Linked DNA regions of Homo sapiens: region 1 is linked to region 2. The links are chromatin loops, found by intact Hi-C in ENCODE. Cell type or tissue: heart left ventricle. All regions are shown on one strand. Each heading gives the region's core, and the rest is flanking DNA. Links, peaks and the distances in the headings are about the cores only.

Region 1 (15,834 bases), core at 3,951-11,950, 120 kb before region 2:
AGTCTCAGCATCTTGCACTTTATTATGAGAAATTTTGCAAGCTTATTACTTTGTAGTAATAACTATGTTCTGGCAGAGAATGGAAGGGGAGATGTGATAAACAAATGTATGAAATATATGCTACAGAATTAGGGAGAGAGAAGGGCCAGGATAGAAGGTAAAACAGGAAGAGGGAAGAAGACTAGAGGTGAGGATGGGGTGGGGAGACCTGATTTAGATACAGAGGTTAGGGCATCTGACTTATAGCTAGAGGTCTGATTGGAGGGAGTGAATATGAGTATTTAGGCAGTAGAGCCAGGCGTGGTGGTGCACACCTGCAATTTCAGTGCTTTTAGGAGGCTGAGGATCGCTGGGGGCCAGGAGGTCAAGGCTGCAGTGAGCTGTGAATGAACCACTGCACTCCATCCTGGGTGACAGAGCAATACCTTATCTCTTAAAAAAAAAAAAAAAGCATGTTTAGGCAGCAGGTGCGAAGGCCCTGAGGTCAGCATGCTCTTGGTGTATTTGCAGGCCGTGAGGAACCTTGACCACAAAGCATGGTGAGGAATGGGGTGGTGCTGGCACATGAGGTGGGAGGAGAGGGCAGGGGCCATGTCCAGTAGGATCTGGGTGCTTGTGGTGAGGAGTGTGATGTGAGGTCCTTGGCAAGGTTGGGCAGCAGCAGAAGATAATCTAACACTCTGTCTTTTGCGTGTAAAATAACATACAGATACACATGGAAGGGAAAGATGGGTCAGGAGCTACCGTGATGTGTCCAGGTGAGAGGTGATGGTGGCCTGGACCAGGTGTGGAGGTGGGGGTGGAGAGACATGGTTGGATTCTGGATGTTGACTTGCTGATACGTGGGACCTGGGATACCAAAGAGAGAGAAGGAAGAGTTGAGAATGACTGCAAGACTTTTGGCCCGAATAACTGGATGGAGGAGAAATAACAGATGAGGAAGACTGTGGGAAGAGCAGATTTGGGGGCTATGGGCATTTTGGGGGGCAGCGGGGGACTGAATTGGGGAATTTAGAGACAAGGAAATGTGGTCCTGGGACATCATCACTGACAGTTGGGTATTGCAGAGGGAGAAAGAGTGACTCAGATATGTCCCTGGATGTCAGTTACAGACTTGTATCAGTTTCCTGTTGGTGCTGTAACAAGTCACCACAATCTTAGTGGCTTAAAACAATATAGATTTGTTATCTCACAACTCTGGAGAGGCAGGCATCCAAAATGGGACTCACTGGGCTAAAGTTAAGCTGTTGGCAGGGTTGGGCTCCTTCTGAAGGCTCCAGGGAGGGTCTGTGGCCTCAGCTTTTCTGGCTTCTAGACGCTGCCTGAATTCCTTGGCTCTCCTTCCATCTCCAAGGCCAGCAATGCAGGTGGAGTGCTTCTCACTCAGACTTGGACCATCTTGCCTCCCCTCTCCATTGTAAAGATCTCGTGATCACAGTGGGCCCACCTGGATAGTCCAGGATTCTCTCCCCATCTCAGGATCTTTATCTTAACCACATCTACAAAGTCTCTTTGCCACGTAAGGTGACACATTCAGGGGGTCTGGGGATCAGGAAGTGAACATCTTTGGGGACATTATTCTGTCTACCACACAGATAAACCTGTTTCTTCATGCTGCTCCCTAGGATGAGGTAGGAGTGCAGCTGTGCGGTCTCCTATTCATCTCAGACCTCTAAAGCACCTTAGGGAGGAAGATCTCACTGCAGTAGGCTGATAACCCAGTGTAACAAAAACCTGTTTAATTACAGAATAACACTGTCTTTAGTAGAGAACAAAAGGGACATTATTGAAAAATCCCTTGACTAACCTGTACCTTTTGGAGCTACACATCATGAGGCTTTTTACAAAATGCCTCATAAAATTACCTATGAATTAAATTGAGATCTATCTGGGAGAAGGCTGTAAATTTCCCTCAAACAAGCAGCTATCTCTTTCAGCTGAAACTTGTCTTTCTAGGTTGCCCCAGTCCCCACCACTCCATATTGTCTCAGCCCTGGTTATGCATTTATGTCAGCTGCTTGGCTCTCAAGAGCATTTGTGTTCATGACTCCTCGCTTAAAATTATTCTGCACGGAAGTTGATGATGGAGTTGTGTTTAACCTCAAGATGTGACTTAGCTGTGTGATCCCAGCAAATCAGGAATCATCTCTGAGTCTCAGTTTCCTTGCTGGTGAGATGTGAACGCTGCTGTGGTGGGGAGTAAGGGGGAGGGAGGCAGGCTTTATGACAGCTATGAGCATTTACTCATTTACTATGAGTCAGACAAGTAAGACTGAATCTCCATGCTATAGTTTGCTACCCACGTTCTTTTATTTTTATTTATATATTTATATATTTATTTATTTGTTTATATGTTTTTAATTTCAGTAGGTTTTTGGGGGAACAGGTAGTGTCTGGTTACATGAATTTACATGAATAACTTCTTTCATTTTTTGAGATGGAATCTTACTCTTGTTGCCCAGGCTAGAGTACAGCGGCACGATCTTGGCTCACTGCAACCTCCATCTCCCGGGTTCAAGTGATTTTCTTGCCTCAACCTCCCCAGTAGCTGGGACTACAGGCGGCCACCACCATGCCCGGCTAATTTTTGTATCTTTAGTAAAGATGGAGTTTCACCATGTTGGCCAGGCTGGATCTGCAAGCCTCGGCCTCCCAAAGTGCTGGGATTACAGGCATGAACCACCGTGCCCGTCGAATAAGTTCTTTAGTGGTGATTTCTGAGACTTTGGTGCACGCATCGCTCAAGCAGTGTACACTGTACCCAATGTGTAGTCTTTTATCCCTCAGCACCCCCGACCCTTTCCCCTGAGTTCCCAAAGTCCAATCTATCATTCTTATGCCTTTTTGTCCTTATAGCTTAGCTCCCACATATGAATGAGAACACACAAAATTTGATTTTCCATTCCTGAGTTTCTTCACTTAGAATAATAGTCTCCAGTTCCATCCAGGTTGCTGCAAATGCCATTATTTCCTTTTCTTTTTATGGCCGAGTAGTATTTCATGGTGTGTTTGTGTGTATATATATATGTGTGTGTGTGTATATATATATGTATATATGTGTGTGTATATATGTATACATGTGTGTATATATACATGTATATATATGTGTGTGTTTATATATATATAAATGTGATATATATATATCACATTTTCTTTATTTACTTGTTGATTGATGGGCATTTGGACTGGTTTTGTATTTTTGCAATTGCAAATTGTGCTGCTATAAACAATCCAAATCGGTAAAGAGGAAGTCAAATTGCCGCTGCTCGCTGATGATATGATTGTGTACCTAGAAAATCCCAAACACTCATCCAAAAAGCTCCTAGAACTGGTCAATGAATCCTGCATTCATTCATTCATTGTTCAACAAATACTCGTTGGGTCCTTTCTAAATGTGTCAGGCACTGTGCAGGGTGTTAGAGAAACATCAGTGAACAAAAGGGATAAAATCTCTTCCCTCATGGGACTCACACTTTAGTGGGATGTGTGTAGTGCATGATGACATAATTGTAGCACCCATTGTATGCAAATAGGAAAGGAGGCTGGCATGATGTCAGGCCAGTGTCACAGCCCCTCTGAGTCTGTTTCCTTTCCCTTAAATGACTTTGATAGGTCTTTCTCTTAAATGACTTTTTTTTTTTTTTTTTGAGACGGCGTCTCGCTCTGTCGCCCAGGCTGCCACGCTGGAGTTCAGTGGCAGGATCTCGGCTCACTGCAAGCTCCGCCTCCCAGGTTCACGCCATTCTGCTGCCTCAGCCTCCCAAGTAGCTGGGACTACAGGTGCCCGCCACCACACCTGGCTAATTTTGTTTTTGTATTTTTAGTAGAGACGGGGTTTCACTGTGTTAGCCAGGATGGTCTCGATCTCCTGACCTCGTGATCCGCCTGCCTTGGCCTCCCAAAGGGATTAAATGACTCTTGTAGGCCTTTCCTCTTACCGACGTTGTAAGCATTGAATAAGAGGGTGTTGTGAGTTGAATTGTATCATCTCCAGATGCATCTACTGATGTTCTAACCCCTGGAAATAGGACCTTACTGGAGATCTTGTCTTCACAGAAGTAATGAAGTTAAGTTGAGGCCATTTGGGTGGGCTTTAATCAGTAAGACTGGTGCTTTTATAAGAAGTGGAAATTTGGATACAGAGACATGCACAGAAGGAAGTGAAGAGATCCAGGGAGAAGACAGCAATCTACAAGCCAAGGAGAGAGGCCTGGAACAGAGTGGAGTCTCCCCCATAGCCCTCAGAAGGAATCACCCCTGCTGACACCTTGATTTTCAACTTCTGACCTCCACAGCTGGGAGAGAATAAATTTCTGTTGTTTGAGCCACCTTGTTACAAAACTCCAGCAAACCAATACAGAGGGTTTCTGTAAAGTGTTGATCTCAGTGTCTGGCAACTATGAAGTATTGCACTGGACAAATGGAGGTTGTAAGAATAACAGAGGTAAATGATTGCCTGGCCCCTAGCCAACCCTTATTCCATGCTACTCCCTCCCTCTCACTTTAACAAGGTTTGTTATAAAGGAAACTCCCAGTCAAATCCCTGTGGTCACTCCTCCGACCGCTCCCACCTCTTTGCCGCCTTTTCTCAGATAGGTTGCTTCAAGCCAAAAGCACTTCTCCCAGCAGTTCTGACTTGATGAAGTTATCTTGTTTCAGGGCTGAGCAGAGCTTTCCATGACAATAGCTCTCTGGGGGAAACGAAGCCAGCTGTCACATCGCTGCCTGACACTTTGCTATCACACATTTTCTTCCAGGTCTCCTTGTCCGACAGCTTCTTCACAAGTGGCTCCGTGCAGGGCCTCCATGACCTCGAATGACTGATTGCCACCTAAGCGGGCAGTTGGGCTGCATTATCACAGCTGTTACAAGGAAAGAGAGGGTTGTAATCCCTCTTCCCCAAATGACAGACTGCTTGTTAGACACAGAATGGTCACTGTGGCTTGTAAGATGTGGGTGGGGAAGAATAATCCATTTATAGAAAACCACAGACTGACAACCTCTCCTTCTTGCTGTTCCCTGTCTCCTTAAACCTGTTTTCTCTGCCCACTTATCGGATCATACGGATTCTGAAATGTGTCTGACATCCAATGGCAACTAGCAATGTGCAACCAAAAGTTATTTCTTGGCCTGGCATGGTGGCTCATGCCTGTAATCCCAGCACTTTAGGAGGCTGAGGCAGGCGGATCACCTGAGGTCAGGAGTTTGAGACCAGCCTGGCCAACATGGTGAAACCCTGTCTCTATTAAAAATACAAAAATTAGCTGGGTGTGGTGGTGGGTGTCTGTAATCCCAGCTACTTGGGAGGCTGAGGCAGGAGAATCACTTGAACCCAGGAAGCAGAGGTTGCAGTGAGCTGAGACGGTGCCATTGCATTCCAGACTGGGCAACAAGAGTGAAACTCTGTCTCAAAAAAAAAAAAAAAAAAAAAGTTATTTCTTGCCTGGCCAGGATACCTCAACCACTGCTTAAAACACCTACTATATACCAGACATATAAAACCATTTATTGATCTATAAACATTTATTGAGTTTGTATGGTAGTGATTCGAATGAGTGAAGGTGTCAATAAGAGATACCAACTAAAAGCAGCTTGACGAAGTCATTATATGAAGAAGACACTTGCACATGTGTGTTTACAGCAGCGTAATTTACAATTGCAAAGATGCGGAACCAACCCAAGTGCCCATGGATTGAGTGGCTAAAGAAAAACGTGGTATATATACACCACGGAATATGACTCAGCCATTAAAAGGAATGAAATCATGTCTTTTGCAGCGACTTGGATGGATCTGGAGGCCATTATTCTAAGTGAAGTAACACAGGAGTAGAAAACCAAAAACCGCATGTTCTCACTAAAAGCGGGAGGTTGAGCTATGAGTACGCAGAGGCATACAGAGTGGTATAATGGACTTCAGGGACTTTAAAGTGTGAGAGTGTAGGGGGGCCAGGGATGGAAAAAACCTACACGTTAGGTACAATGTACACTACTTGTGTGATGAGTGCACTAAAATCTCAGAATTCATCACTATATAATTCATTTATGTAACCAAAAACCACTTGTACCCCAAGAACTATTGAAAATAAATAGATAAAAAATTAAAAAGTGTGCTGTAAAAGAAATTAAAAGCAGCTTAACTAATGACACATTATTTCTCACGTAACAGAACTCGAGAGGAGTTGGATCCAGGGTTGATTCCATGGCGCCTGGGCTCCGCATCAGCCTCTCTTAGCCTTTTTTGCCTTCTCCCTCTCGGAGCCAAAATAGCTGCTGCTGCACCGTCATCACGTCTTTCATGTCAGTGTCCAGAGCAGTAAGGCAGTTCGAGAATGGCTGTTGGGTGGCAATCACAAATGTCTGGGGCATGTGCCATGTGCTAGTCATTTTTCTAGGTGCTGATGTTTTGCTTCTTCTAATCCTGAGCAACATACTCTGGGAAGGTGTCATCTTTGAGATGTTAAGTGATTTGTCTAAGGCCATAAGCTAGTAAGTGGCATGATGGGAATTTAAGTCTAGGTTTACCTGACTCCAAAAAGTCTGTGTTCATTCTACCAAGATCTAGCAGTGTCTAGATCAGGGTTTCTCAATCTGAGCACTATTGACATTTTGTGCTGGACAGTTCCTTGTTGTAGGGGGCTGTCCCATGCATTGCAGGATGTTCAGCAGCTTCTGTAGAACCTATCTATTAGATGCCAGTAGCACCCCCTCAGCTGTGACAATCAAAAATGCCCCCACACATTGCCAAATGTTCAGATGCTGCAAAAATCACCTGCAGTTAAGAGCCATTGCCCTATGGAGTACTCTTTCTGTCAAGGCTCAATATAAAATTGCATAAAGCTGGACGCGGTGACTCACACCTGTAATTCCAGCAATTTGGGAGGCTGAGGTAGGCACACTTGAACTCCTGAGTCCAGGAATTCAAGCTGGGCAACATGGCGAAATCCTGTCTCTACTAAAAATACAAAAAATTAGTCAGGCGTGGTGGTGTGCGCCTGTAATCCCAGCTTCTCAGGAGGCTGAGGTGGGAGAATTGCGTGAGCTCAGGAGGGCAAGACTGCAGTAAACTGAAATTGTGCCACTGCACTCCAGCCTGATCAACTGGAGTGAGATCCTGTTAAAAAAAAAAAAAAAAAAAAAAAAAAAAAAAAAAGCCTGAGTCCTGAGCCTTTAACCTGGTGACCAACATGCTCCCTGCTCTGGCACTCAGTATGGAGTTTTCAAAATACATTCTCTAATTTGGTATGATTGATGGCTGTAGAGGGGGTGAGTGAGAGATAAATGGACCACAAACAGGCTGGCTATTGACACTATGTCACAGTGACACTGCTGAGGGATGTTTTATAGGTTAACTCTTAATTTTAACCTTCACATCAATCTCACGACACAAGTACTATCCTTCCCCCCGATCTTTAGATGAGGAGAATGAATTGAGAGCCATGAAGTTACTTGCTCGAAGCTACACAGCTGGAGTGTGGCCCATGGCAGAGTCTGTCTGCAGAGGGCCCCCTCAAGCCTTGCTGTCTCCATAGCACCTCTGTGCGTGAGTTACTGTCAGCTCTGATTTTCAAAGAGGAAACATGCGAGAAGACACTCAGTCCCAAATTAGTGCTTTGAATAATTCACAAGGCACTTTCAGGTGTTCAGGCCCGGGGACTTTCAGGAGACCTGGTGTTATGGACTGAAAGTCTGTGTCTTCCCAAAATTCATAGGTTGAAGCCCTAACCCCCAGTGTGATGTTGTTAGGAGGTTGGGCCTATGGGAGGTGATAAGGTTTAGATGAGGTCATGAGTGTGGGGCCCCCATGGTGGGGGGGGCGGGATTAGTGTTTTCATAAGAAGAGGAAAAGAGACAGACTCTTCCTCTGTCTCCACCACGTGAGGACACAGCAAGAAGGCGGCTGTCTGCAAGCCAGGAAGAGAGTCTTTATCAAAACCCAATCCTCCTGGCTTCCTGATCTTGGACTTCCTGCCCTTCACAATAAGTGCCTGTTGTTTAAGCCACACATTCATGGTGTTTTATTATAGCAGCTTGAGCTGACTAGGGCAGTTGGTAACACAGATGAGTGACTGCAGGAGATTGGTTAATGCCAGGGCAGTGCCACACCTCATGGTCCAGGAGGGAGCAAAGGCAGAGGTGCCCCTGCTATGATGCCTGCTTGCTTACAGATTGTCTTCTTCAATCTATTCTGCACACGACTATCTACAAACAGAGAGCCCGCCAAACCAGGCGGCTGCTTAAAACCCTTCAGCGGATACTCAGTGCCGCCTGGGTAAAGCGTCTAGAACCTATCACACTCATATTTTTAATTACTTGTTGTCCATTTGTTTAATAGTGTAATGGGCATCCAGGCCCAGGGACTGGACCATACCTACGCCTCCAGCTCACTCACTTGCACCATCATAATCGTTGTGTTCCTGAGAGCAGCCTTGTTTCTCTTGGTGCCTTTGTGGATGGATGGTGGTGCTGCTGTCTGAATGCACAGCCCTATCAGTCCACCAGACAGATCCCTATTTGTCCTTTAAATATTTGCTGAGTCTCTCGTGTAGACTTCCCGGAGTCTCCTCTCCCTGATAGTTAATCTCTTCCTCCTCTGTGATGCATGCTTTCCTTGTACACGCATCTGTGTATTTTCTTTTTCCACGTTGAGTCACTCCACTGTTTCCGTCTGCCATTTGCCTGTCTCCTCCAACATGCATGCCTTCAACAAGTATTTGTTGAGCTCCTACCATTCCTGGGTACTGTGCTGGGGGCTAGAGATGCAGCTGATAACAAAACGGAGATGGGAGGTTGTCTCTGTTTTCGTGAAAACTGCAGCCTATTTGGAGGAGCCAGCATTAAACAAACAAGTAAAAAGTAATTAAAACTATGAATGTGATAGGTTCTACAAAGGAAAAGCTTACTAGGAGTGCCTCCAAATTTCCTTGTATCACTGTAGTCCAGTGGTTCTCAGCAGAGGGCAACTTTGCCTGCCAGGGAATATTTGGCAGTGTCTGAAGATATTTTGGGGGAATAGGTGCTCCTGGCATCTGGTGAGATGAGGCAGAGCTGCTGCTAAATACAGTGTATAGGACCGCACAGGACCACAATGATCTGGCCCCAGATGTTCACAGTGTGGAGATTGGGAGACCCTGCTGTAACCCCCTTCCCCAGCATAATGTCCTGTAACAGATACACCAAAAATGCTTGCTGAATAAATGGGTGAAGAAAGGAAGTCATTCAGTTGTGGTGGCCAGAGATGCCAGTGCTTCTTAGATGAGCACCTGTGAATGATTTCTCCAATCTTTGCATGGTGGGGCAGGACTTGTGTCATCGCAGGTATGGGGCTGGGTCGCTTGCACAAATACCCATGCTCAGAAAGGCCCCAGCTTGGTTGAATGCTCTGCAAAGGCCATCTTGAAATTTGTAGTAATTTTTGCGAAAGGGTCCTGCATTTTCACTTTGCACTGGGTCCCATAAATTATGTAGCTGGTTCCAGGGTGGGGTGTGTGAGGAAGGGGGCAAATAATGAAACCTCTGAGCAGGAGGTTAAAAGAGGGAGGTGACAGTGAAGCCTCCAATGAGAGTAGCGGAGGTGTATAACCCTCTCTGTGATGTCTCAGGTCTGAACCCAGAGTCTGGAGCTTAAAATTTTAATTTAATTTTTTATCTTTTTTTTTTTTCTTTTTTTGAGACAGGGTCTCACTTTGTCACCCAGGCTGGAGTGCAGTGGCTTGATCTTGGCTCAGTGCACCCTCGACCTTCTGGGCTTGAGCAATCCTTCTTCCTCAGCCCCCCAAGTAGCTGAGACTACAGGCATGCACCACCATGCCTGGCTAATTTTTCTGTATTAATTGTTTAAGTTGGCACATTATAACTATACATATTTGTGGGGCACACAGTGATGTTTTGATGTATATAATGTATAATGATTACATCAGGGGAACTAGTATATCCATCATCTCAAGCATTTATCATTTCTTTGTGTTGGGAAAGTTCAATATCATCCTAGCTATTTGGAACTTATGTTATAGTCATCATACAGTGCTATAGAACACTAGGACCTACTGCTCCCTTCTAGATGGAATTTTTAATAAATCTCCTTTAATAAATCTCTCCCTATTCCTCCTCTTTCCCTACTCTTCCCAGCTTCTAGTATCCTCTGCCCTACTCTTTACTTTTATGACATCAGCCTTGTTAGCTTTAACATATGAGTGGGAATGTGTAGTATTTAACTTTCTGTGCCTGGCTTATTTCACTTAGCATAATATCCTCCAGTTTCATCCATGCTGCCATGAATGACAGGATTTTCTCCATTTTTATGGCTCAGTAGTATTCCATTGTGTATAGGTACCCCATTTGCTTTATTCATTCATCTATTGTTGGACACCTAGGTTGATTCCACATCTTGGCTCTTGTGAACAGTAGAGTCCAGTTTCGACATCTATAGGAAGCTCTCTATCTGTCATCCTAGACCTGCCCCTTTCTCAGGCTTCTGCACCCTGGAAATGGTGCCTTCTTTTAATGTTTGTTAAGGAGAATTTTAATCGTAGATTAATACAACCTTGGAGTGAATGGTGCAATGAAAACCCATGGACCCATCACTCACCCTCAACAGTGATCAACGTGTGGCCAATTCTTTTTTCATTTCCAGCTCCCAAAAGGCTTCCCCTCCCATACTATTTTAGATAAATGCCAGAATTATATAATTTCATTTTATTTATAGTTATTTAGAGACAAGTTCTCACTGTCATCCAGGCTGGGGTAGAGTGGCATGATCATGGCTCACTGCAGCCTTGACCTCCTGGGTTCAAGTGATCCTCCCGCCTCAGTCTCCTGAGTAGCTAGGACTCTAGGCACGCATCATCATGCCTGGCTAATTTTGATTTTTCGTAGAGATGGGGGGTCTCATTTTGTTACCCAGGCTGGTCTCAAACTCGAGCACTCCTCCCGCCTCAAACTCCTGAAGTGCTGAGATTATTACAGGTGCGAGGCACTGTGCCCAGCCCTCATGCGTTTATTAATGTTAAATAATTGGGTGACTTTATTATTTTTTATTTATTTATTTTTCGTAAGGGACAGGACCTTGATCTGTCACCCTGGCTGGAAGGCAATGGCATGATCATAGCTAACTACAACCTCAAATTCTGGGATCCAAGCAATCCTGCTGCCCCAGCCTCCAAAGTAGCTGGGATTACAGGTGTGCACCACCATACCCAGCTAATTTTTAAATATTTTTTAGAGACAGGGTCTCACTGTATTGCCCATGCTGGTTTCACACTCTTGGGCCCAAGCAATCCTCCCACTTTGGCCTCCCGAGTAGCTGGGATTAGAGGCAGGTGGCACCATGCCTGGCCATTTCATTTTTTAAAGTTTTGGCATGTATCTCTACAAGGTGAGGACAATTAAGAAATAACCAATGGCAATACCATTACCACCTCTAAAAAGTGAATGATTCTTTTATATTATGCAATATCCTGTCAGTGTCTAGGAACTAAAATAGCTTCCTCTTTCCTTCTCCCTCCTCCCACATCTAATCCATCCATGCGTCCTGCCAACTCCACACTCATCCTGAATCCATCCACTCTGCTGCCTCTCTGGGACTTCCATCCTAGCCTAGCCTGAGATGATCTCTGACCTGGACAACTGCACGTCCCTACATGGTCTGACCTTGCCTGTCTCTGACCCTACCTCCCACTAGCTTTCCCCTCCTCTCCCTCCCTATCTTCCCCTTCCAGACCAGCCACACTGGCCTCCTTGCTGGTCTATAAACATGCCCGGGACCCTGATGACCTGGGCCGCATATTAGCTGCTCCCTGGTGCAGGAATTCTCTTCAACCTGGTAGTCCCATGGCCCATCCCTCAACTCATCCAGGTCTCTGGTGTCTGTCACTTTCTCAGAGAGACCCTGCTGGCCAGCTTATCTCAACTGGCCCTTCCATGACCCCACACCACCACCCTCAGCCCTGACCGCTCTCTGAAATCAAGCCATATCATGTCGTGCTATTGGTTGTTTACTGTCTTTCTTTCCTACTGAAGCAAAGGCCTTATAACTGGGGCTTGGTCTGTCTTGTTCACTTCTGTATTTAGCACAGCCTCTAGCATCTTTTCTTTTCTTTTCTTTTTTTTTTTGAGACAGGGTCTTGCTCTGTTGCCCAGACTAGAGTGTAGGGGTGTGAACATGGCTCACTGCAGCCTCAACTTCCTGGTCTCAAGTGATTTTCTCACCTTAGCCTCCCAAGTAGCTGGGATTATAGGCATGAGTAACCACATCCAGCTAATTTTAACTTTTTCTGTAGAGACAGTGTCTTGTTGTGTTGCCAAGGCTGGTCTCAAACCCCCGGACGCAAGCGATCTTTCCACCTTGGTCTCCCAGAGTATTGGGGCTATGGGTGTGAGCCAGGCCCCTAGCATATATTCAGTTTTCACTGAATATTTGCTAAATGAATGGATTTACTTAGGGGTAGGGTGGGTTTTCCTGCCTCAGGTAGTACTGGCAGCATTGAGATAACACCAACACAAAAACAAAAATGAAGACAAATGCTGAGAACTCTCATCAAAGAATCAGCCAGGTCTGAAAAGCAGACTTAGGGGATGATTGTAAGGATGGGGCAGAGGCATTCTTTTGGGGTCAGAGACCCTACCCCTTGAAGGGAAGCTGGGAAGGAACTGAAGATGTCTTGCCTCAGTTCACCCACTCTCACCCCCTCTACCTCATCTGAATAGGCCTCTATCTTCCCCATGTAAACTAGGCTGAGAAATTCCAAGATGCGCCTGAGAACAGCCAACCCCAGTGCCCACTCCAGGACAACTGGGAAGAGGAAAAATAAAATAGGGAGAATTCTCTCTTCCACAGGTTCATTAGCTATGGCTGGAACCCAGACCCTCATGCTTGGGAAACTCTGTGGATAAAGAGTTAACAAGGTAGTGCTTTAGCAAACACCAGAATATCCTGGTACACCTGCTGAAAATGCAGGTGCCTGACCTCTCCCCCTAGACTGGTTCAGGCTATCCTTTTAGGGATCTCCAGTTTTGACCAGTGCCCCAGTTGCTGCTGGTGCAAATCGTCCCTGGCCCCACCTGGGGAACCGCCAGACTAGAGTCTGGTCTGGAGCTGGAGTCCCCTCCTTTGTTTAATGCTGGCTTCGAGAACACAGGAGATGAATTATGCAGGTCTGTGGAGACTTTCAGGAAGACCTCAGCCACCTTGTTAATTGGAGCTCAACAGAACCGAGATTGGAGGTTGGAATAAAAATAGCTGCATGCAGGTTGAAAGGTAAAATTAGCTTTGGTGTCAGGAATTTGGTTTCAAGGTTGTGCGGGAGATGGGGTGAGGAGTCAAGGAACTGCATGTTTGTGTTCTAGTGTTTGTGTGGGTCATTTGGAGCAGCTGAGGGGTAGCTCACACAGAAATCCGAACAATGAGGTCATACTAACATCCTGCATTTGTTTCCCAGGGCTGCTGTAACAATGACCACAAACTGGGTGGCTTGCATCATCGGAAATGTATTTGCTCACAGCTTGGGAGGCCAGAAGTTCAAAAGAAGGGTTGGGCAAGGCCATGTTCTTTCTGAAGGCCGTAGGGGAGAATTGGTCCTGTGCCTTCCTCTTAGTTTTGGTGTTGCAGGCAATCCTTGGTGTTCCTTGGCTTAAGGATGCGTCACTCCAGTCTCCACCATGGTGTGATTATTGGGTGTTTGTGTCTGTGTCCAAATTTTGCATTTTCCTAGGGACACCGTCCTATCAGATTAGAGCTCACCCCAATGACCTTATCTTAATTTGATGTCATTTGCAAAAAGCCTATTTCCAAATAAGGTCATATTCACAAGTCCTGGGTGTTAGGGCTTCAATATATCTTTCTGAGGGACACCATACAACCGGGAACACGTGCATTCCACAAGTATCCATTGAGCACCTACTGTATGCTCAGTGCTAGGCACTCAGGGGACATAAGAGTGTGAACAGGGCAGCCTTACCAATCTCACAGGCTAATGCCATGCCTGGTGCACTCACGTACATGAAAACATGTGCTTGCCTCAGCAGCTTATCCCTATTAAAGATGGGCAAAATCACCTGTAATCCCCACCCAGGCTTGTAGCCACCAGGGTCCATCCTGCCTTATGGCTCTGGTTCTAAGACCCTGGAGTCTCAAAAAATGAAGACTATTTTGCTGGTAGAATCTAGGAGTTTTAAGTGGTTACATGATGAAGCCCTCACCCAGAGAATCAAAGTAGTTCCTGGACTAAACCACAGAGAGAGGGAGGCTTGTCTAAAGACTACAATTTTTTTTTTTTTTTTGAGACAAATTCTTGCTCTGTCACCGAGGCTGGAGTACAGTGGTGCGATCTCGGCTCACTGCAACCTCTGCCTCTTGGATTCAGGCAGTTCTCCCTGCCTCAGCCTCCTGAGTAGCTGGGATCACAGGCGCCTGCCAACATGCCCGGCTAATTTTTGAATTTTTAGTAGAGAGAGGGTTTTGCCATGTTGGCCAGGTTGATCTTGAACTCCTGACCTCAGGTGATCCGCCTGCTTCAGCCTCCCAAAGTGCTGGGATTGTAGGTGTGAGCCACTGTGCCCAAAGACTACACATTTTAAAATCACAATCATTTCCTAAATCCTCTCCCGTTTCCCATACCTTTCCCCATGCAACATCCTTTTAGTAAGACTGGGAGGAGATGTATGCAGTGGGTACGTTCAAACTACACCTGTGCAATCCTGCATAATCTAGCCTTCTTTAATTCTGTTACTCCCTGTTTATTGCTGAATGGAGTCATTCAAACATTGGCTCAGAAAATATTTGAGCTTCTGTTTGATGCCACTTGCCAGAGATGGCAGCAGACAGAACAGACCAAGTCTTTGTCTTATGGAGTCTACATTCTTTGGAGAAGGAAAGAAAAAAACCAAGGAATGAAGGAGCCCCCTCTGTTGACTATGATCATCTCCTTATATCCTAAGAAGTCTGGTGTCCCAAATGAGCCATAACTGTCTGCCTCGTACCATCTATACCCGTGTCTTAGTCCATTCAGGCTGTGATAACAAAAATACCATACCCTAGGTGGCTTATCCACAACACAAATTTGTTGCTCATGGTTCTGGAGGCTGGGAAGTCCAAGATCAAGACACTGGCAGGTGCAGGGTCTGGTGAGGGCCCACTCTGTGGTTCACAGGTGGCAGCTTCCAGCTGTGTCCTCACATAGTAGAAGGGGGCTAGCTTGCTCTCTGGGGTTCCCATTATAATGATATTGTTGTAGTCCATTTGTGTTGCTATTGCTAAAGGAATTGTATTGCTAAAGGAATACCTGAGACTGGATAATTTATAAAGAAAAGAGGTTTATTTGGCTCACAATTCTGCAGGCTGTACAAGAAGCATGGTGCCAGCATCTGCTTGGCTTCTGGTGAGGGTCTCAGGCAGCTTCCACTCATGGTGGAAGGGGAAGGGGAGTCCATATATGAAGAGATCACAAGGCAACAGAGGAAGCAAGAGAGGGAGGGAAGAGGCGCCAGGTTCTTTTAAACAACCAGCTCTTGCAGGGACTAATAGAGAACTCACTCATTATTGTGAGGATAGCACCAAGCCATTTATGAGAGACCCGCCCCCCATAACCCAGACACCTTCCACAAGGTTCCACCTCTAACACTGGGGATCCAATTTGAACACAAGTTTTGGCAGAGACAGACAACCAAACTATAGCAGGGACTAATACCATTCATGACAGAAACATCCTCATGACCTAATCATTTTCCAAAGGCTCTACCCTCTAGTACCATCACATTGGGAGTTAGGTTTCAACGTATGCATTTTTAGGGGGCATAAACATTCAGATCATAGCAACCCGAGAGGGAAACAGGTGCTTGTGC
Region 2 (15,834 bases), core at 4,790-12,789:
TTCTTTTATTAGCAGCATGTTAGCTGCTGAATGGAGGCCAGATGGGGAGAAAGGGGGCGGGGAGCAGAGGAGAAACGTAGAGCCCAAAAGGAGATTGTCACCGTGGTCCAGATAAAAGATGACAGTGGCTTATATTACATTATTATGGTGGCAATGGTAAGAGATGATTAGGTTGAGTTATGTGGTGGTGGTTTTGTGTGAGTATGTTTGTGTGCATGAGTGTGTGTGTGTGCGTGTGTGTGTGTGAGAGAGTTTTATGGTATGATTTGCTGCTGCTGCTTCTGCTGTTAGCGAGGGTGTGTGTGTGTGTGAAAGAGAGAGAGAAATGTGGCTCAACTCAGAATTATGTCATAGGAAAAAGTAGGAACGTAGCAACGGTTCAGCCAGGGCTCAGTCAGTCTAGGTAGATTTGATGTTAATGAATCCAGACAAATGAAAAAAGTCATCAAACAGCATCTTCCCCAAAATGCAATATAAATTCAGCAAATGGATAAGCTGATGCTACTTCTGTTTCTACTCAACATGAGGACAATTACAGCTAAACACCTTGGAGAAAGTTATCCAGTGTATAAGTTTTGCTAATTCCATTTCTAAAATAGCTGTAAAGTCTTTGCCTGCTCGTGGTGGGGATAATTAAAACTAATGAAGTGAATTTAGGGGTGCGCATCAGAGACTGAGCAGAGAGAATCTGACGGTGATTACAGACAGGCTGCTGCTGCTTTGAAGGTAATCGTTGAGCGACCCTTCTTCATTTGTATTCATGAAGATAAGGAACCGTTTTTGGGAGGCTGGTAAACATTTCAGAGGAACCATCCACATGTCACATTTTACAATTTAGAATTCTCCATTACAATTCGGGAGTTCTAGGGTTTTAGCTACTGTTTACAAATGACTAAGCATGAGACATTATAAGTCTTCTATTCTCATTCTGAATAATAAATTTAAGAGATGAAAAGCTAGAGATAGGAGGGGCAGAAGGGAGAGAGGAAAAGAAAGAAACACACTCATTTATGTATTTATGGTATATAAATATTTATTGAGTACCTATTATGTACGAGACCCTGTTGTGTGCCAGATTGTGTTCAAGATATAGAAGATACATAAACAAAATAGACAAGGCCTCTCTTCCCACGTCTAGTGGGGAGAAGCAAAAACAGAAAAAATATTAGTTGGTGATAATTCTTGCTATGCAAGAATAAAAACAGAAGATGAGTCAGAGGGAGACTGAGTGGTCAAGTTGTCTCAAAGATTGTGATTTTTAAGTTGAGATCCAGTGATGAGAAGGAAACAGACACCTAAAAATCAAAAAGAGAACATTTGAAGCTAAGTACTTGATGGGGCAAAGGAACAGAGGGAGACCACATGGCTGATGCAGAGTGTGTAAGTTCAGTTTTCAAAACTCACTTTGATATTGCATGGAGTGTGCTGTGGAGGGGCAAGAGTGAGACAGGAAGACCCCTAAGGAGGCTCCAGCAACTGTCCCGTTGAGACAGGGTGATGCCTTGGGCCAGGAGAGTGGTGGAGGAGGTGGAGAGCTGTGAATAGAGTCAGTCACTGGTTTGAAGGTGGGATTGCTGAGTTTTGCTAATGAGAAGAAGAGGAATCAAGATAGCTTGAGAGTTTTTGGTTGACTGGTGGAGAGATGACGGTGCCATGTACCAGGATGGAGAAGAGCTGGGGGAGAAGCAGCATGGGAAGGGTGGTTAGACTTCCTGAGTCTGGGTTTGGGTATCTTAACACTGAGATGCCATTTAGATATTCAAGTGGAGAAATTGAATGCATTTAATTAGAAGTTGAATTAGACATTCAAGTGGAGAAGTTGAAACAGAGATTCATGATGACACAGAGGAATAGAGACTAAGGGAGCAGAGAGGAAGAAGAGTAACAGAGTAGAGATGCTAAGGTCTCTTCTTGCAGCCCTGGGAACTCTTCTTGTCTTCACGTCATAGGACCCCGGATAGAGGATCAAGCTGTCCCCTCAAATTCTCTGTCCTTACGATCCTCAAAAACATTAGTTTCTTCCTACTGAACTCTAGTTCAAACCCTGGCTGTGGCATCATCATACAGACCTGGGTTCAAATTGCAGGATTGCCACTTACTATGTGTAAAATCTTGGGCAACTCATACAATGTATCTGAGCCTTATTTTCTTGATCTTTAAAATGAGAATAATACGACTGGCCTCATGGATTATAGAGATAGTAATAGCGAGACTTTGTGGAGTATTTATCGCATTATACATCTTATTTCATTTTATCCTGAACACAGTCCTAAGAGGTAAGGAATACAATTGCTCCCATTCTACAGATGAAAAAATTGAGGCTCAGAGAGGTTACATGACTGGTTCAAAACACCACATCTACAAGCCAGGAGAGAGAAAGTGACTTCTCCAAGTTTATATCGTTCGTCAGTGCCCACAATGGTATTCAAACTGGGGCAGCTTGGCTTCAGAGCCTGGACTCCATTCCTTCTTTTTTTTTTTTTTTTTTTACCATAGAACTTGACACATAGTAAGTGCCCCAGAAAACGAGAGATGCTTGCTTTTCATTGCTTTTGTTCTTATTACCACATCATATTTTAATACCTATTTACCAGTTTGCTTCCACATTAGGCTCTCGAATTCCTCAAGGGCAGGGACTGTGACTTAGCCACAGCTGTGTCACCCTTGCCTGGCACGAAATGTGGTACTCAGCAGGTGTGCAGTAGATGTTGCTTAAATAGAAAGCACAACTGCAGGACAGGCAGCCAGAATTCCTTTATCTGCAATTCTTCCAGTGAATTCCTTTATTGTAATCCTTCCAATAAAGTATACTTCCTCTGTGTTTGAAAGAAGACACTCTCTTTTCCCAAATGGAAGAAACTTTACCAGTCCACAGGAGATGAGGTAGATGACGGAAGAAATACTTCAGCAAGTTCTTTCACCCTTGAGGTTCACCCTCAGCAAACAGAGTGTCTCATCAAAACAGGAATTAAAGCAATAAGTTGTATCTGGCATCAGCCAAGTGCCCACACAAAGGCTAAACATAGCATAAGGGAAAGAAAAGACTCCATGAGGCAGAACAGGAAACTTCTTCTAATTCATTCTGTTTCCAGCATGTGAGACAGTCAGTGTGTCGTGGGCAAGACAATCAAATTGAAATATGGCCCAGCTAAACACAAGCGCTGTTCACATGGGAAGGTCAAGAAATGCAACGACAAACTTTTCGGGGAGGTAGGCGGAATGAGGTCCTTAAGGGGAGTTCTAATTATCTAGGCTGTGTCCATTTCAGAGCTTGGGGCTGGCCTAAAGAAACACAAAGTCCCCAGGCTCCAGTGAGATGGTTATTTAATAATAAGAGAAATAAATCAGGAGGGGTTTATGATAGCTTTGCCGTCAGTCTGTGCCTCTGAGACTGCAAATCATTTCATATGAAAATGATGAAGTGTGTCAGTCTGCACCCTTGATCTTGGAATGTGAATGTCCATGAGGATTGTGCTGGCTGTGGGGGTCTCAGGGAAGAAGTACGGTGATGCTATGGCAGTCCCCCTTTCCCACATCTCCTGAGATCCCTCGAGCACTGCAGCAAGGAGGTTACTCTTGGTACTTAGGGATGTGGGAGCACAGAGCTGCTGGGGATATGGTGTAAAACTTGGAAGGCTCAGCTGGGTGTGGTGGCTCATTCCTGTAATCCCAGCACTTTGGAAGGCCGAGGCGGGCAGATCACTTGAGGTCAGGAGTTGGAGACCAGCCTGGTCAACATGGTGAAACCCCATCTCTACTAAAAATACAAAAATTAGCTGGATGTGGTGGGACGGCACCTGTCATCCCAGCTACTTGGGAGATTGAGGCATGAGAATAGCTTGAACCGGGAGGCAGAGGTTGCAGTGAGCCAAGATCGTGCCACTGCACTCTAGCCTGGGTGACAAAGTGAGACTCTGTCTGGAAAACAAACAAACAAACTTGGAAGACTCACCACATTCTGAAAGCATTGTCTGTTGGTATAAATCTCCTAACTCCTGAGTGAGCATCTCACCTCTCCTGCTTCATCTACTGCCCCCCTGCAGGGATTGGCTGTGGGAGGGAGAGAGATAGTGGGAACACTCTCAGATGATCTCGGAGTGGACCCCAAGTCCATTGGACCCAGATTCTAAATTTCCCCCATTCCTGCCCCATTCCTCTCTCTGCTTCACCCCATCAACACCACTGACATAAAAACCATTTTATGCTATTGTAGCACTGTAGAATTTCCATGGAGTTTAAAATCTGGTTCAAGCTCCCACCCAGCACAGGAATCTTCCTGCTGTAACCCCCTTGAAGGGGGTATTGTTGTTCTTCTTGACTACTTCTGAAACAGGATTCCCAACCAGAGATGATTTTGCCCCTCAGGAGACACGTGGTGATATCTGGCGACATTTTTGGTTGTCGCGACCTGGGGAGAGTTGCTACTGGCATCTGGTAGGTTGAGACGAGGGGTGCTGCTAATCACCCCACAATGCACAGGGTGACCCGTCGTGACAAGGCATTATCGAGCCCCAAGTGTCAATAGTGCCAAAATTGAGAAGTGCTGCTTTAGAGGTAGGAAGCTCATCACCTATTCTCAGGACGGTGAGCCGTCCTTTATTTTCAGATAATTCTAGTCAGTATAAGAAAGGCAGATGTTTAAGAGGCAGGTGGCTTTGGTACAAACTTACATGGAGAAAGTTGAGATTACAAAATTCTGGGTATTGCCAATGGGACTGAAGAAATTCCTACTAGTGACACCAAAAGGGTTGAAACAAGGTTGCCCAAAGTTATTTCCAATGCAGGTATCCAGATTTCACTGAATGTCTCAGACCACAGTGGGTCCAAGAGTTGGAAGTCTATATCTAAAATCAGAAATGCAGTGGGCATTATAATTTTAAAAAGGTAGACATGGAGAAATGCAGCCCCTCCCTGAAAATGCACAGTGAAAGAAATTGAAAATGAAATGAAATTGAAGTGAAATGACAATCATGGAAAACCAGGATTTTCGAAGTGAGGACTAATGAATAAGAAATAGCAAATGGAAATGAGTTGTATAGTAGCTATAATTACTGATTTATTATGTGCTGACAGTCCCTGATACTCTTTCATTCTATCTCTCGATGCTGTCTTTATTGTTGTGTTTAGGTGAGTGTAAACATGTATAGTAGCTGGATGAGATTCCCTTCTCTATTATTGGCAGACTGGCAGTCTTTAGTAAGACAGAATAAAGAGACTGAGGTTTCATTAGTAGAACAGTGACAACTACATTACACTCAGAGAAAAAGTCAGTATTAACAGGAAAAGGGTGTGTTCTGAAAAATACTATTGTGCAAATTACATTTTTTTTTCTAAAAAGTAAGGGTTGGTTGGCTATAGATCAATGGCCTCTAAACTTTTTTGGTTGTGCACTGAATTAGAATTTTTCGAACATTTCCACGCAATATATATGTTTACTTATTTTTAAGTTGTCAACACATACTATTGTGTTTGTATATTGTGTATCTTATAAAACACATATTAAAATAGACATTAAAAAGATAATGATAACAGATATTTTCTTTATGCACCCCAGTAAATTGTTCTGCCCAACCTCAGCCACTAGTATGAATGCTCACCTCTCAGGAAAAGCAGTTAACATGTGTTGCACCTACTGTGTACAGGCACTGTCCTCACACTTTATGCATGTTAGCTCATTTAACCCTCCTAACAGCCCCAGTAGGGAGAAACAATTGCAATTCCCACTTCACAGATAAACGAATGGAGGCATAGAGAGGTTAAGTAACTTTCCCAGTAACAGATCCAGCTGATCGGTGGGAGATCAGGAATTCAAAACTAATGAGACTGGCTCCAGAATGCCTGTCTTAACCACTGCACTCTGCCATCTCTCACCCGAGGAAAGTGAAGAGCTTGATGCTTTTTCCTACAAAAGAGGAAGGAATCAGAGGTGATGTTCAGGAGCCAAGGGCTGTAAGGAGTTTCTTCATTGATAGAGCCAGACCCTGGCAGAGAAATAGAAAATACCAAGGGTATGAGGGTAAGGAGAGGAGAAAGAGGCAAGAGGCTGGAGAAAGGAAAGACTCCCAGGGACGACTCCCAGGGACGACTCCCAGAGGTGGACCCTGATTAGGTTGAAATGCATTTTGAAGGGAATTATTTGCACTACCTGCTGCACTTCATGAGTGGTCAAGATTCAGTGTTAGGTTTTCTTTCTGGTAATAATTGGACCCATCTTTTGGATGCCAGGCAAGCTGGAGGCGTTACTATGATAAAGCCCTTCATGAGTTTGCTCCTAACCTTGATTCCCTGAGCTTTTTCCCATTTTTCTCCCAAAGTTTAGTGTCCTCTACCACATGCTTACTACAGTGGAGAGCTCCAGAAGCTAAACTTTCAATATAGAGGTGGGAACACTCTTATTTTTTATATGAACTCATACTTTCTGTACAAGCCTTTGCAGATCCTTTCAGCATCTGAGCAATCATATAGCTAGAATTATAGCAGATGAAATCTTAGGGACCCCATGGTCCAACCTATTCCTCCTAGATTAGGACTAGAGAGGGCAAGAGCCTTGGCTGAGGTGTCCTGTGCTGCATGCATTAGTCCTATATCGCTGGTATGCTGGCTAGATCTTTGCATGCTGGCAGGTCAGATTTGAAAAATATTTTTTAGCTTGAGGATTTACAAGGGTGAACTCAGCTCAGTGCCAGTCGGAAGGCAAATTTTTGTTTTCTCTTAAACTATTGAGAAGTATGATTATACTTAAGGTCCCTGCTATGGGCTGGGTTTTGTCCCCGCAAAGTTCATATGTTGAAGCCCTAACCCACAGCACTACAGAATGTAACTTTTTGGAGATAGGGTCTTTAAAGAGACGATTAAGTTAATATCATGGCTGTTGGGGTGGGTTCTAATCCAATGTGACTAGCATCCTTATGAGAAGAGGAAATCTGGACATAGAGATACACCAGGGGTGTGTGTGCACGGAGGAAAGATCATGTGAGGATACAGCAAGAAGATGGCCATCCAGAAGCCAAGGAGAGAGACCTCCTAATGAAACCAATGCTGCGGACACCTTCATCTTGGACTTCCAGCCTCCAAAACTGTTGGAAAATAATTTTCAGTTGTTTAAGCCACCCACTCTGAGGTATTTTGTTATGGCGGCCCTAGCAAACTAATATGGTCCTCTTTACTCCTTATAGTAATGATACTAGTAGCTAATATTTATCTTCAAATGCATTTATCACTTAATCTCCATAAATTGTGTGACGTCAATGAAAGAATTAGCTTCATTTTACACATGAAAAAACTGAGACTAATAGAAGTTAGGATAGAGCTGGGCCTGTTGATGTTCCAAAGCCATGCTCTTACTATGGGGGTTGTTAGAGTAATAATGGGGTCACAGTAGTCAGGAATTCTCAGACAGGGGGATGATGCCACTGTGTCACTTCCTGTTTCACAGGAAGTAGGACAGAGCAATGGAGGGAAGCCAGATTTAATGTCAGAAGTCTGGACCATCAATTTTATCCCTTCCCATTGCCTCCTTTTAAATTTTAGTCAATTCAATAAATATTTTCAACTCCTCGTCTGTACCAGGCACCAAGCCACAGAATGGAGTTCTGGCAATGAACACTGCAGACATGGCCGCCTTTAGCCTCATGGAGCTTAGGGTCTGGGAGCATTGTCAGTTTCTGAATCCTCCAAGTGCTAAACTATCTTCTCTCTTCAAATTAGAGAAAAGAAATGAGACAGCAGGCCTGCTTCTTTGAGTGTTTTTTTCTTTTTTGTTTCCGTTTTCTGACAACCATACTTCACGTCTGACAGAGGAAATGATTCTTTTTGTCAGTGATAAATTTATGAGTTTTGACTGTTTGTGAAGTTCCCTAATTAATTCTTTATAGACTTCTATTGGCAACTGAATTTGTGTTTTGAGTTAAAAATGGGAGTTCAGATGAATTACAGTTGAACATTCTGCTCCCTTTGAAGAGCTCATACTCCACATTCTACGCTGTTAATCTCTCTGCTTACTGAGAGGCACCGTTTGTCTTGCAGTGACGCACGGTGGGTGGTTACCATGGCATAGGAAAACATTGCCAGCGCTGGCCCTGTCGTCATGGAACCCCTGGGCCATCTCCTGAGAAACTTGGTAAGGGCTCCCAAGCCGCCCATACCTCCTTGGCACCACAAGTGTAGCTTTTTATTTTGTGTGTGGGCAGCTTGACATCTGCACCTGACCAAGAGATTGATGTGGCTAAACAAATTTAGGAAATGAGCAGCAGTGGATCTCTGTTCAGAGAGGGAGGAGGAGAGAGAAGGAGGGAGGGAAGAAAGGAGAGAGGGAGAGAGCCAGAAAACAGAGCAAGATAAAGGAAGAGAATGCACCTGAAATAGACACAAGGATAAATGGATCAAGGAGAGAGGAGAAACAGATAATCACAACAGCGAATATTTGTTAAATGCATGCTCTTTGCCAGGTATGATGGTCGGGGCTCTGGCCGCATTATTGTATTTCTTCTTCATGATGACCCTGTGCAGTAGAAACTTTGTTATTTTCCTTACTTTCAAAGTGTAAAAACAAGCTCAGAGAGACTAAATAAATTACCCAAGTTCACACAGTTCTTCAAGTATGGAGCCAGTCTGCAAATTCAGGCAGATGAATTTAGAGGATACACTTTAAATGACTATGGTTGGGAGTCAGAGTGGGTAAGAGAATTATAAAGAAAGAGGTTGAGAGAATTGACACGCACATACACAGAGAGAGAAAGGGAGAGAGAGAGAGAGAGAGAGTGATTTACAGAAAGAGACAGTGTGAGACATGGGAGAGTGAGAAAAATACAAAGAATTTAAAGAAGTGTGTAGAAAGAGTCTGAGATAGTTGACATGCACACAGAGAAAAACAGAGAGGCAGAAACAGACAGACGGAGAGAGAAGACTTTTGCAAAAACAACAGAAAAACAACCCTTCCTTTATGTAAGACTAAAATATCTGAGAAAATAACAGCATGGATTCTGTGATTTTCATGGCAAGGCATTTTTGTTTTACTTAGTTTACATTATCATTCACACTGTGGAAACGCTGAAATGGAAGAAATAATTTGCAGTGGGATACAGCCAGTCTTTGGAGACACAGGTCTCTGAATTCAGAGCTCTGACTCCAGAGCATGTGTGTTTTTCCCGGAGTGTGGTGACGGCAGCATGAAAATTTTCAGGGGTGCGTGATAGGTGAAGGAAGGAAGCAGAAATGGAAGGGCTGAGATCATCTGAGTTTCTTTTACCCTCACAGAGGCCAACCTGAGTTGCACATTTTTCTTGGTCCTTCCTAGTGACATTTTTCAAGGTCCTTCCCTTGGTGATGAGCTCAGGGGAGCATTGACTGCCTGGGAGCCAAGGCTGTTAGCTATATTACACATGGCATCCCATTAACTCCTTACAACAGGCTATGTTTGAGGGATATAATCCTTATTATGTACATAAAGGAAAAGGGCACAGAGAGATTAACTATTTCAAGTTCACACAGCTTGCAGGTGGTAAAACTAGAACTAGAATCCTAGCAACCTATATCAAGAGCCCTTGACCCTAGGCTCACATTGAAGGCAAAATGCTCAGAGTACACAGACCCTGGAGGAGCAGCAGTTTTTCTAGGTATCCTTTACGGCGATCCTTATTTGCAAGGAGACTGTGGAGGGCATGTGCATCTATCATATGAGTAGGTCAAACCTCCATGAGTTTTAGTAAGGAAAACAAGTCTAAATTAGCTTGGACACAAACGCTAGGGGACTTCTAATTCCTTACTACGTGCAACCAGGCAAGGATGATGCCATCAAGAGTTTTATCCACCATCATCTTTGGTGCCAAATGCAACAGATTAGGCATTGCCAAACAGTTTCTGGTTCAGTCCTGCTACACTGAATCTGTAATGCTAGGGCTCAGAGAAGGGCAAGAATCCATCCTCTGTGTGTACTTGACATTGATTTGAGCTGTGATCAGTCAAAAGACCCTTATCACACAGATCAACATGGAATTTGGAAAAACAACAACAACAAGAATATTGGTGACAACAACAACAACGAGTGGGTCCCAAGAGCAGAGCACTAAGCTTAATTAACAGATAAGTACCTACTAGGGAGGAGAGGTGAAGTAGAAGTAAAATGCTTGGGCTGTGGAATAGCACAGACCTATATTTTAGCTTAGTGAACTCTTACAGTTATAAGCTATGTAACCTTAAGAAAATGATCGAACTTCTCTGAAATACAATTGCACTGCAAATCTTGTACTTTCACTATTACATGAAACACAGAAGCTAATTGAAACACAGTTCTTACTCTTGAGTAAAACAGGTAATTATCTACTTAACTATAGATCATTGATGAGATAATTATAGGTAACTATAGATACAGGTAATTGATGAGAACTACATCAGAGCTATCCCCAAAGGTTAGAAAAATTGATCAGGGATAGAGACGTCAGGAAGAGGTTCTAGATGGGACAAGACTTGAGCTGTAATCATCATCACTGTCATCATCGTCACTGTTGACAATATTGTTATAGGACCAACAGATGCATATCCTCACTGCAATTTAACAGACCAATACAGTGACACAGCAGGGTTTACAGCAGAGAAAGGCACTGAGTGAGGAAATTGGAGGAGACTCTGAAATCCATCTCCCCAAGGAGTTCTGGGCTAGGGTTTTTAAGGGGATCATGGAGGGCAAGGGGCTGGAAATTTGGGTCATTGGTTGGTTGGGGTAAGGAGTATGAAATCATCAGGACTTGGAAACCGCATTTCTTGATGAGTCAGTTTCTCATGGAGGCCTTCAGACCAGATGATGTCAATAGTTTCACTGATATGTAGGACCTAAAAGAATATCTCAATTGAAAAACTGAATATTTTATAATGTTCAAGTTATTATCTCTAGAGCAGTTAAGGGGAACTATAATCTTATAAGAGGGTGCGCATGATTCTAAAACAATAGACACCAAACAGCTATGAGCGAGCAAGCTGACCTAATGATGAATGCTGCGTGTACTGCAAACTTGGTTTGTTTTTGTTTTTCTCCCTTTCTTCTTTACTGATAGACTTTTATGCAGTATATAGGGACAATTTCAACATTAACTATCATCTTTTGAATATTAGTGGTGAGCCAGGATGCCACTATAGGATCCACGCATTCTACATTTACTTCTCAGAGTCACCCTGAATTATTTATCTCAGGTTACAGAAGAGGAGCCTAAAGCTAGCTTCAAGATGTATCTGGCACATGGCTGGTACTTGCTTAAGGTCACGGAGCTAGGAAAGAGCTGAGATTCAGGCTCATATCCACCTGACTGCAAGTTCAGGTAGACCTCAGAAAAGATACTTATTTATGGCTTTACTCTCTAGCTGAATTTCTAAAATGTTGTTTGTAAGTCTTTTCCCTTTAAAATTGAACTACATTTTATTATGGGCTTCTGTTATAATTTCAGGGATAATAAATCGTCATCACTGATCTCTTCCATTGCCCCCAGCTTTTCTAACCTCAGTTTATGTTATTTACGGTCACAGCGTTCTCTCAGTCACTCTGCCAAGTAGCTAATGGTGTATAAACACATGCTTAAGTCCACCCAGGAATGTTGTTGCTAGACTTCCCTTTGGTAGATTGAAAATTTCTATTGTTCTGAGAGTACAGGTCCCTGCATTTTCAGAAGAGCATGTCTGTCTATCGAAGCTGCATTTAATTGACATCAACACGTTGCTGCTGCTCTGCTGAATAATATTTTCCTGATTCCAATGGAGACGTCCCTCTGCATTAGTTATTAAGAATCTTTTGCCTTTCAATAACAAAGCTCATTTTGACTCAGCTTGGTCAAGAAGCAATTTATTGGAAGGATATTGTTGGAAGGATATTGTTGGAAGGATATTGCGTTTTAGAGAATCCAAGGAAATGCTGAACAACCAGTTCTAAAAATTGGGGTGGGCTCAGCGAGGGTAAAGGGAAATGGGCTACTCCAGGGGCCTATGGGAAAGGAGCTTATGGCTCATTCATCTTTAATTCTACAGCAAAATTCCTAAAGGTGAGTTAGGTGAGTTTCTTCTCTGTATCCACCAGCAATTTGTACTTAGTCATATGCTGAAGCCTGATTTGCACCCGTTAGCAAAACCAATTATTAAATTTTCAGAAATTTTGTGAATTAGTTGTTATACCATTGGTAACGTCAAACTAACCACAGTGGGACTATTTACACCAAAGGCAATGGAAAATGTTACAAACTGGTGCTTTATTTTTTTCTTTCTTAGAGAGCTGGTTTACAAGCACACCTCCACTATAGAATATACATGCTTTAACCATCCAAAGTCATGTTTAAGAATATGAACTTCGAATCAGACTGTGGATTTGATGTCTAGCTCCACTACTTCCTTGCTCCGTGATATTGCAAGTTCCCTAGACTGTCTGAGCCTCAACTTCCTCACCTGTGAGATAAAGATAATCGTTCTAAAAACAAAGAGAGTTTGTTGTGAGGATTCATTGACATTCATTGACTTAATCCAGGGTGTTTGGCCAATAGAAAGTACTCTATACAGGTTAGCTATTTTCTTTTTTTCTTTGTTGTCATGCTAAGTCTTTATTTATTTATTTATTTGTTTTAGTATTTTTTTTTTCAGTAGGTTTTTGGGAAACAGGTAGTGTTTGGTTACATGTATAAGTTCTTTAGTGGTGATCGCTGAGATTGTGGTGCACCCATCACCCGAACAGTATATACTGCACCCAATGTGTAGTCTTTGATCTCTCATTCCCCTCAGGTTAGCTATTCTTCATACTGATGAGCAATTGTTCATCTATTTGTTGACTATTTTCTGGAGCCTCAGTATCTGCACAGTTCTTGGCACTAGTAAGCACTAATGTTTTGATTAAGGAAGGAAGGAAAAAAGAGACAAAAGAAGGAGAGTGGGACCATGGAAATACACCCGTTTTCGCTCACTGGTATGTCCCCAGCATCCAGAACTTTGTCTGACACATGGCTGGTACTCAGTGAATATTTTTTTTTTTTGCATGAATTAATAGGTACATAAACCCTAAATTCTCTTTTGGACCACTTTGTTATATTCTTCTCTCCAGTGTCAAACTAACGTCTTCCTCTCATGTAAATTTCATTCCATATTCATGTTTCCACTCTTTAAATAACAGTGATCAGGTCATCTCTGGCCTTTACATGATGATTTTAAAAATATTTTATGTAAGATACTGTATCTCTTCATGTTTTTATTTCTCTGGGATGAGATTTCCAAAGGGTCAATGCAGAGGGTGTGTGGTGGTTAATTTTTTATGTCAATTCACTGTGCTAAGGGATGCCTAGATAGCTGGTAAAACACTATTTCTGAGTGTGTCCCAGAGGGTGTTTCTGCAAGAGGTTAGCATCTGAATCAGTAAACGGAGTAAAGAACACTTGCCCTGAATGATGTGATGGGCACCATTCAGTCCAATGAGGGTACTGATAGAGCAAAAAGGCAGAGGAAGGGTGAATTCTCTCTCTCTTCTTGAGCTGGGACATCCATCTTCTCCTACTCTTGGACATCAGAGCTCCTGGTTCTTGGGCCTTCAGACTCAGACTCACACCAACAGCCCCCTCCTGGTTCTCGGCCCTTCAGACTTGGACTGAATTTTCTAGCTTGCAGATGGACGATCGTGGGACTTCTTGGCTTCCATAATTGTGTGAGACAATTCCCATAATAAATCTCCTTTTATATCTCTCTGTATTGTATTGGTTTTGTTTCTCTGGAGAGTCCTGGCTAATACAGGGGGAAAGGAAGAGTCTTTTAGGTTCAGAGTTAGTGATGGTGTCCTAATTCATGGCCCCGTAGACCTGGGCTTCGAATCTTTTATTTTATTTAGCCTTTATTTTTTAAAAAATTCTTATTTCAAGTTCAGGGGTACATGTGCAGGTTTGTTACATAGGTAAACTTGTGTCATGGGTTGTTGTTTTTTTTTATATACAGATTATTTCATCACCCAGGTATTAAGCCTAGTACCCCTTAGTTCTTCTTCCTGATCCTCTCCCTCCTCCTCCTCCTCCCTCTTTGGCAGGCTCTGGTGTGGGTTGTTCCCCTTTATGTGTGCATGCGTTCTTATCATTCACTTCCCACTTAGAAGTGAGAACATGTGGTATTTGGTTTTCTGTTCCTGCATTAGTTTGCTAAGGATAATGGCCTCTAGCTCCACGGGCTTCCAATGCTACATCTCTGGATACTTAGCTCTTATATTTTCCCATGTGCATCGTTTTTCCCAAAGCCCTCTCATGGAGCCAAGGTGAACCAGCCTATAGAGGTTTCTGATCCTAGCCACTCTCAGTGCCTGGAACCAGACCTACAACCACTCCATCCTCTGTATCCCAGCAAGAAGAGCTAAGGAGTAGTTCTTGACAAAGCTTTATAGGGGAGATTTCACATAAATTAATTGATTAGAAACCAGAAAGGATGAGAGTAAGATAATAAATGTGAGGCTCATGGGGTGTAAGGTTGCCAGCTCTCAGACTTTGATAAGCCAATACCTTTCCTTTTTATAGAGTTGTTCTCCAAGGGTTCCTTAGAAACTTTGAAAAGGCCGAGACAGAGCAGTTTCACGATACCCTTGAGAGCTTTAATATCCTCATTGAGTCTCTGCAGAGAACCTCTTGATAGCTTAGATAGTGTCTTAAAGAACATTTTGAGTCAGGCTTACATGGATTTAGAAGCCACTTCCCTATACAAGCACAACATCGGGAGGATTTGGGGTCATTCTCAGCAGAGTCATATTTTCTTTATGTCATCCATGGTGGACAGAACCATTCCTAATGGTTTCTATTCTTCCGGGGCCAGGAGAAGCATCTGGTTTTGAAGATCCCATTTAAAAAAAAGTCTTTTATAAACCAGGAAGCAAACTAGGTCCTTATCAGGGCCATAAAATAGTACAGACAGAAAGAATAGTGAAGATTATTAGAGACATTCTGAAGTCATTAGAATGGAACAAAAGGAAAGTCTGTCTCCAGACCTCTGTGACTTCAAATGAATCCCTGTTTTATTTAAAAGATTCTAATCCCTAATTAGAAAATTAGATGATTTCTAATCCCTAGTGGAGTGTACTCACCAGATGCCTCCAGGTGGGCTAGAAACATCTACTCCTATTGTTTTATGTGTCTAGTTACAGGAACCCTATGAAGTTAATATTACTGTCTCCATCTTACAGATCAGGAAATTGAGGCACATAGAGTTTAAGTAACTTTTCAAGGACATAGAGCACGCACATGGCAGAATTTGAACCCAGGCTTGTGTCTGACTCTAAAATCCATGTTCTTACCCCTCTTCCTGGTTGTTTTTATGTAATCTATACATCACCCATGTCCTGGAGAATTCTTGTTTGATGAAGACCTAGTGGCAGAATCTATAAAAAAAATTAAGTATCCTTTGCATTCAGAATATTAAACTCCAGTGAATCCTCTTGGTGCTTGTGGCTAATTTTTTTTTTTTTTTTTTATGAAGGGGATTGCTGGGGATAATTGAGAAACAAAGATCTGTGGCATTGTACAAAACTAAGCTGGTCTGATGACCTTATGGGAAATGGTGGTGTTTTGGTGTTAAGCCCTAGGCTTTCTAGAAGTGTTTTCCAGGGAAGCCATCTTCGCTTTCCAGAATGCAACCTGGGTCACAAAAGCTGCTCAGATGTGTTTCTGCCCAGCATTAGAGATGGCAAAACGGTCGAGCATATTTGCTTGAGTGTTGACAGAGCTTTTGGGGGTGCGCCAGGATGGAAGAAAAGCTGCCTGACAGGGACAAGATGGAATCATTCATCTTTGCCTTCTGGGTGGGGAACTGAGTTGAAGAGAAAGACTGGGGAAAGCCTCTGCTTGCTTA

Evidence for each region. Hi-C counts contacts between places; a loop is a spot of excess contacts. Peaks named below come from ENCODE experiments on the same cell type or tissue, not always from the same donor. Only the 100,000 strongest peaks of a DNase experiment are listed, where the experiment ranks them.
Region 1: it touches region 2 in a loop (3-fold over the local background); 3 of 110 quality-filtered maps call a loop at or near these places.

The regions. Positions count from the first base shown.
Region 1 is chr16:9,365,639-9,381,472 of GRCh38, forward strand. All of the region lies in intron 1 of LINC02177 (long intergenic non-protein coding RNA 2177), which reads left to right. Among named protein-coding and RNA genes, the nearest start is that of LINC02177, 18 kb to the left of the region's middle. In heart left ventricle, for the core only: a CTCF peak has its summit at 7,458; a DNase peak (open chromatin) is centred at 4,763; H3K27ac peaks cover 644 bases.
Region 2 is chr16:9,481,979-9,497,812 of GRCh38, forward strand. All of the region lies in intron 1 of LOC101927026 (a long non-coding RNA gene), which reads left to right. Among named protein-coding and RNA genes, the nearest start is that of LINC01195, 34 kb to the left of the region's middle. In heart left ventricle, for the core only: no CTCF peak of the experiment used is centred there; a DNase peak (open chromatin) is centred at 8,063.